Linked DNA regions of Homo sapiens: region 2 is linked to region 1. A link is an interaction called in ENCODE POLR2A ChIA-PET data of the cell type or tissue named here. Cell type or tissue: PC-9. All regions are shown on one strand.

Region 1 (4,000 bases):
GCAGTATAACTTCGTAGCACAACACATTACTGACACATTTGTGGTGATGCTAGTGTAAGCAAGCCTACTGCATTGTCCATCACATAAAAAGTACAGTACAGTACAGCAATGTCCTAGGTCTTCACATTCACCCACCACTCACTCACTGACTCATCCAGAGCAGCTTCCAGTCCTGCAAGCTCCAAGCTCTATTCGTGGTAGGTGCCCAATACAGGTGCACCATTTTAAAAATCTTTTATACTATATTTTGATTGTACCCTTTCTATACCTAGAGATGTTTAGATACACAAATACTTATCATAGTGTTACAATTGCCTACTGTATGCAGTATAGTAACATACTGTACAGGTTTGCAGCCTAGGCACGGCAGGCTATATTATATAGCTTAGGTGTGGAGTAGGCTATACCAGGGGTCCCCAACCCCCAGGCCATGGACTGGTACCAATCCGTGGACTGTTAGGAACCTGGCTTGCACAGCAGGAGGTGAGTCAAGGGCAAGCTAGCATCACCACCTGAGTTCTGCCTCCTATCAGATCAGTGGAGGCATCAGATTCTCATAGGAACATGAACCCCTATTGTGAACTGCACATTCGAGGGATCTAGGTTGCACGCTCCTTATGAGAATCCAACTCAAGCTTGTCCAACCTGTGGTCTGCGGGCTGCATGTGGCCCAGGGGGACTTTGAATATGGCCCAACACAAATTTGTAAACTTTGTTAAACATTATGAAATTTGTTTGCAACTTCTTTTTTTTTTTTTTAGCTCATTGGCTTCATTAGTGTCAGTGTATTTTATGTGTGGCCCAAGACAATTCTTCTTTTTCTTCCAATGTGGCCCAAAGAAGCCAAAAGATTGGACTCTCTTGACTAATGTCTGATGATCTGAGGCAGAACAGTGTCATCCAGAAATGATCCCCACCTCTTCCTTCCCCCTACCCTCTCCCATCCCTGGAAAAATTATCTTCCACAAAAACTGTCCCTGGTGCCAAAAAGGTTGGGGATATTGCTGGGCTATACCATTTGTGTTTGTGTAGTACATTCTATGATATTCCTACAACAATGAAATTACCTAACAATACATTTCTCAGAATGTCTTAAATCTTAATAATTACCTTAACTAATAGTTTTTTGTAAGAGAAATTTCCAAGGCCATTTTTAAAAAGCCACTTAAAAAATACATTCTTCAGGAATTTTTCCAAAAGATATACTGCCAGGAGTATATTTGAACAATAATACAAAGGTCTTAAAAATAAAGTAAGCCAGCTGGGTGTGGTGGCTCACACGTGTAATCCCAGCATTTTGGAAGGCCAAGGCAGACAGATCATCTGAGGTCAGGAGTTTGAGATCAGCCTGGCCAATGTGGCAAAACCCTATCTCTACTTAAAAAAAAAAAAAAAGAAAATTAGCCAGGCATGGTGATGCACACCTGTAGTTAAGAAAAAAAAAAAAAGAAAAGAAAATTAGCCAGGCGTGGTGATGCACACCTGTAGTCCCAGCTACTTGGTAGGATGGTGATGTACACCTGTAGTCCCACGTACTTGGGAGGCTGAGGCAGGAGAATTGCTTGAACCGAGGAGGTGGAGGTTGCAGTGAGCTGAGATCGCACCACTGCACTCCAGCCTGGGCAACAGAGCAAGACTCTGTCTCAAAAAAAAAAAAAAAAAAAAAAAAAGAAGTAAGATGGCTAGGCACAGAGGCTCATGCCTGTAATCCCAGTACTTTGGGAAGCCAAGGCAGGAGGATTGCTTGAGCTCAGGAGCTCAAGACCAGCCTGGGCAACATGGTGAGGCCCCATCTCTACAAAAAATACAAAAATCAGCTGGGCATGGTGGTGCACACTTACAGTCCCAGCTACTCGGGAGGCTGAAGTGGGAGGATGGCTTGAGCCTGGGAGGCAGAGGTTGAGGTCATGCCACTGCATGCCAGCCTGGACAACAATGTGAGACCTTATCTTCAAAACAAAAAAAAAAGTAAACTTACATAAAGCTATATATGCAATAAGGCATAGAACTATCTACAAACAAGACAAAAACCACAAAGATGGGGAGAAACCAGAGCAGAAAGGCTGAAAATTCCAAAAACCAGAATGTCTCTTCTCCAAAGGAACACAACTCCTCGCCAGCAAGGGAACAAAACTGGACAGAGAATGAGTTTGACGAGCTGACAGAAGTAGGCGTCAGAAGGTCGGTAATAACAAACTTCTCTGAGCTAAAGGAGCACGTTCTAACCCATTGCAAGGAAGCTAAAAACCTTAAAAAAAGGTTAGATGGATGGCTAACTAGAATAAAAAGTGTAGAGAAGACCTTAAATGATATGACAGAGCTGAAAACCACAGTATGAGAACTTTGTGAAGCATACACAAGCTTCAATAGCCGATTTGATCAAGTGGAAGAAAGGATATCACTGATTGAAGATCAAATTAATGAAATAAGGCAAGAAGACAAGATTAGAGAAAAAAGAGTGAAAAGAAATGAACAAAGCCTTCAAGAAATATGGGACTATGTGAAAAGACCAAATCTATGTTAATTGGTGTACCTGAAAGTGATGAGGAGAATGGAACCAAGTTAGAAAACACTCTTCAGGATATTATCCGGGAGAACTTCCCCAACCTAGCAAGGCAGGCCAACATTCAAATTCAGGAAATACAGAGAACACCACAAAGATACTCCTTGAGAAGAGCAACCCCAAGACACCTAATTGTCAGATTCACCAAGGTTGAAATGAAGGAAACAATGTTAAGGGTAGCCAGAGAGAAAGGTCAGGTTACCCACAAAGGGAAGCCAATCAGACTAACAGTGGATCTCTCAGCAGAAACCCTACATGCCAGAAGAGAGTGGGGGCCGATATTCAACGTTCCTAAAGAAAAGAATTTTCAAACCAGAATTTCATATCCAGCCAAACCAAGCTTCATAAGTGAAAGAGAAATAAAATCCTTTACAGACAAGCAAATGCTGAGAGATTTTATCACCACCAGGCCTGCCTTAAAGAGCTCCTGAAGGAAGCACTAAACATGGAAAGGAACAATGGGTACCAGCCACTGCAAAAACATGCCAAATTGTAAAGACCATTGATGCTATGAAGAAACTGCATCAATTAACAGGCGAAATAACCAGCTAGCATCATAATGACAGGATCATATTCACACACAACAATATTAACCTTAAATGTAAATGGGCTAAATACCCCAATTAAAAGACACAGACTGGCAAATTGGATAAAGAGTCAAGACCCATCAGTGTGCTGTATTCAGGAGACCCATCGCATGTGCAAAGACACACACAGGCTCAAAATAAAGGGATGGAGGAAGATCTACCAAGCAAACGGAAAGCAAAAAAAGCAGGGGTTGCAATCATGATCTCTGATAAAACAGACTTTAAACCAACAAAGATCAAAAGAGACAAAGAAGGCCATTACATAATGGTAAAGAGATCAATTCAACAAGAAGAGCTAACTATCCTAAATATATATGCACCCAATACAGGAGAACCCAGATTCATAAAACAAGTTCTTAGAGAACTACAAAGAGGCTTAGGCTCCCACACAGTAATAATGGGAGACTTTAACACCCCACTGTCAATACTAGACAGATCAATGAGACAGAAAATTAACAAAGATATCCAGGACTTGAACTCAGCTCTGCACCAAGTGGAACTAATAGACATCTACAGAGCTCTCCACCCCAAATCAACAGAATATACACTCTTCTCAGCACCACATCACACTTATTCTAAAATTGACCACATAATTGGAAGTCAACACTCCTCAGCAAATGTAAAAGAACAGAAATCATAACAAACTGTCTCTCAGACCACAATGCAATCAAATTAGAACTCAGGATTAAGAAACTCACTCAAAACTGCACAACTACATGGAAACTGAACAACGTGCTCCTGAATGACCACTGGGTAAATAACGAAATGAAGGCAGAAATGAAGATGTTCTTTGAAACCAATGAGAACAAAGATATAACATACCAGAATCTCTGGGACACACTTAAAACAG
Region 2 (4,000 bases), 250 kb after region 1:
TACAAATGCTTCTCAGCTTTTTTACCCCCCTTAGGTGGAACAAGAAAGCTAGAGAGAGAACCCTAGTTGGATATTTTCCTTATTCCACTTGGTCAGGCTTTGATATACCCGCTGTTGGTTAGCCTCTGGTAAAATAATTTTCCTTAAGGTCAGTCCTTTGTTAAGGATAACAGAATGTTCTGGGAATATTTGAATATGGTTACTTTTTCCTTTTTTCCTTTCTCCTTCCAGAAGCACAGGGATTTTTTTCTCTTTTCTTTACCCTGACAACCTGATGGGGCTTTTGGAGTTAAAAATCATGGAAGTAGCTGGGCACGGTGGCTCACGCCTGTAATCCCAGCACTTGGGAGGCCTAGGCAGATGGATTACTTGAAGTCAGGGGTTTGAGACCAGCCTAGCCAACATGGTGAAACCTCATCTCTTCTAAAATAATACAAAAATTAGCTGGGCATGGCGGGTGCTGTTAATACTCAGGAGGCTGAGGCAGGAGAATTGCTTGAATCCGGGAAGCGGAGGTTGCAGTGAGCCAAGATCGCGCCATTGCACTCTAGCCTGGGTGACAAGAGTGAAACTCCATCTCAAACAAACAAACAAAAAAAATCATGGAAGTGTGGGGAGCCCCTTAAGGCTGGTTTGCCAGGAGTTTCCATCTGTCAAACTAGTCCATATTTAGACTGTCTTAATTAATCTATTTAAGTTTTTCTTCCAGTTGTTGGCTTCAGCAATAGTTGCTGCTTCTGGTAAGCTGTGATTTTCTGTATTTGCTTGTTTCTTTAGTTTTGGAGGAGGCAGCAGATTGTCCTGTGATCTCGGTTCTCTGATGGATCTAAGAGAAGCTACTGATTTCCAGTTCAGTTTTTTTTTTTTTCTGTTGTGTGGACAGGAGTGACAGCTTCACTAGTTGAACTCAAAACTGGAAGTAGTATGAATTTTTCAGTGTCTGAATTTGCCTTCAATTTAGTTTGAGTCCCACGACTTAGAAGTAGGCTGTTCTACTAGGAGCTTTTTAAACCATTACAGTTATTTAATTTGATTCATTTAATCTCTATTGAGGATCTACTAAGTTTCATGCATCTTTTATTATGTATAGTATTTCATGCACTGGAAATATTAAGATGCTTCTATCCCCATACTTCTTTTTTCAAAGGCTTTTTCTCATTGTTCTCTAGAGGATGGGTCTATCTCTTATATTTTGCTAAAGATTTGTTGCCTTTTGTATTTTATCTTTCCTTCTATTAGCAAATGTTTTTCTCTATTAGCTCATTCTCATGAGTATCTAATTATGCTTTCATACATCATCTTAAGGAAGCCACCTTGGGTCTTTCCACACCCCCTAACTTCTGCAATCTCTGTTCACTTTCATTATCAAGAGTTGTCTACTTATATTGTTACAATCTCTCAAATTTAGTTTACTTTTCAATCTATTCCATTCTGGTTGTCGCTTCTGATACCACTGTGAATGCTCTGTCATCAGGGTCCTCCCTGTTGCAAAATCCTTCTTCTCTGCGTGCCACATACTCCTACCTCCCCACCTCAGGCTCTGGCAGCCACAGATCTTACTATCTGTCTAGTTTTGCCTTTCCTGGAATGTCATAGTGTTGGAGTCATGCAGTGTGTAGCTTTTTCAGACTGGCTTTCACTTAGCAATATGAAAGTTTTTTTCATGTCTTTTTGTGACTTGGGAGCTCATTTCTTATTATTGTATATATCTACCACAGTTTGTTTATCCATCATCTAATGAAGGACAGCTTGGTTGCTTGATGTTTTTGGCAGTTCTGAATAAAGCTGCCGCAAACATTCCTGTGCAGGTTTTTATGTGGACTTGTTTTCAACTCATTTGGGAAAATACCTGTGTGTGCAATTGCTGAGTCATGTAGTAAGCCTGTGCTTAGCTCTGTAAGAGACTGCAGACTGTCTCAACTCGACTGTACTGTTTTTGCATTTCCACCAGCAATGAATATGAATTCATTTGCTCTGCATTCTTAGCAGCATTTGGTGTTGTCAGTGATTGTAGCCTGTCTAATAGGGGTGTGGTAGTATCCATTGTTTTAATTAGCATTTCTCTAGTGATATAGGGTGTTGAGCTCCATTTCATGTTTTTTTTTTTTCTCTATTATCTTTGGTGATACATCTGCTCAGATTTTTTGCTCTTTTTTAAGATTTTTTCTTTATTGTGTGTTAAGAGTTCTTGGTATATTTTAGATACCAGTCCTTTATAAGATGTGTTTGACAAATATTTTCTCCTAGTCTGTGGCTTGTCTTTTCATTTTTTTTAAACAGTGTTTTACAGAGAAGAAAAATTTTCAATTTTAATGAAGTCTACCTTATCAATTTTTTCTTTATGGGTCATGATTTTCGTGCTGTGTTTACAAATATATTGCCAAACAAGATTTTCTTCCTCATTATCTACAAGTTTTACAGTTTTGAATTGTATGTATAGGTCTGTGATACTTTCTGAGTTAACTTTTGTGAAAGATAAAAGGTCAGTGTTGGATAGATTATTTTTCCTTTTGCATGTGGTTGTCCAGCACCATGAAGACTCTTCCTTCTCCACTGAATTGTCTTTGTACTTTTGCCAAAGATCAGATTTACCTCTTAAATCTTTGTCAAACCTGTCCACTTCTCACCATCTCCATTTTCAATCTCTTCAAGCCACCATCCTCTCTTGCCTAATTATTGCAGTAGTCCTTACTGGTCTTGCCTTATCTGTTGATCCCTGTTTTATTCACAGAATATGATTTGTGATTTTAAAGGCATAAATAAAATGCCTTTTCTGTTTAATATCTAATTGCTTTCCTTTATACAAACAACAAAATCCAAATTCTTTATCATGGCCTGTGAGACCCTAAATGATCAGGCCCTACCTTTTCTTCCAACTTTACCCTCATTCTTCCTCTCCAGCCACCTTTGGCTCATTTAGTCTCTGAATGTGTTACTGTCTACTACCTTAGGGGATTCCTAATGACTGGAATGCCCCTTTTAAGTCTCAGCTTAAATGTTTCCTCTTCAGGGATGCCTTTTCTAGTCATTATATCTAAACATTTAGTTCTCTTCCTTGACTTTTACTCTCTAACATTACATCAATTCTTTACTACTATTTTGCCCAATTTAAAAGCATATATTGTTGGTCTATTTATTGTCTGACTTCCTGAGACCAGGGATCACGTCTGTCTTGTTTGCTATTGTTTTTTTTAGCAGCTGCTACACAGTAGGCGCCAAACAAATATTTTAAGGAAGAAGACATAGGCAGCCTTTGAGATGCCCAAATTTAGTGAGGAAGATCCATATGTATGTAGGTAAATTATAGTGCCATTTTAGTGCTGTTAGAAAGTTGTAGTTTTGGAAAACAAGTAATGAAAGGTTAAGAAAGAAAAATCTTTCGGATTCTTCCTCAAGTGTGTGAACTTTATAGCTGTCAATTTATGAAGTCTTATTGCCTAGGTTTCTTTTTTTTTTTTTTTCCATTCTTTGTCACTTTTATTCAGTAGGTTTTTTTTCCCTTATTTTCAGTGCCAGACATGGCGAGGAGTGATTACAGCCAACTGTTATTAAAACATTTGTTCACAACATATACCCCCTTTATACCACTGACCCCAAACTGACTCATTTTATGTGCTTTCATTCTTTCTTTTTTTAATATACCACTATCAAGACCGGGTGGAGGGGGCAAGGGTAAGAGAGATGAAGGGGAGGAGTCCAGGAGGCCAGAAGAGGGGAATGCTACAAGCCACAGTAAGAATGAGCTGTATTTAATTTAAAAAAAAGGGGGAAGGGGTGTACCCCACAAATGATACAGTAATGAGGATACACAATTAAATCCCATAGCATGACTGAAAGCTTTCACTGTGTTTGACATCATCACAATGGAATTGCCTAGGTTTCTTAGCTAAAAGTAAGTTTGTATCTTTTATTATTTGATAGTGGGGGGTTAGCGTCCTAGAAGTCCCAGACTTAGGTTCTCAATTGTCTTAAGAAACCATCCATCTGTATTGACAATATG

Evidence for each region. ChIA-PET counts read pairs that join two places held together with the same protein. Peaks named below come from ENCODE experiments on the same cell type or tissue, not always from the same donor. Only the 100,000 strongest peaks of a DNase experiment are listed, where the experiment ranks them.
Region 2: POLR2A ChIA-PET joins it to region 1 with 9 read pairs; 2 of 35 experiments call an interaction of 5 or more read pairs at or near these places.

What each region holds. Positions count from the first base shown.
Region 1 is chr13:44,774,662-44,778,661 of GRCh38, reverse strand. No RefSeq gene overlaps it. Among named protein-coding and RNA genes, the nearest start is that of LINC00330, 33 kb to the left of the region's middle. In PC-9, no CTCF peak of the experiment used is centred here; no DNase peak of the experiment used is centred here.
Region 2 is chr13:44,521,144-44,525,143 of GRCh38, reverse strand. The region is part of intron 1 of TSC22D1 (TSC22 domain family member 1); the gene reads left to right. Among named protein-coding and RNA genes, the nearest start is that of TSC22D1-AS1, 53 kb to the left of the region's middle. In PC-9, no CTCF peak of the experiment used is centred here; a DNase peak (open chromatin) is centred at 1,853; H3K4me3 peaks cover 1,831 bases; H3K27ac peaks cover 3,426 bases.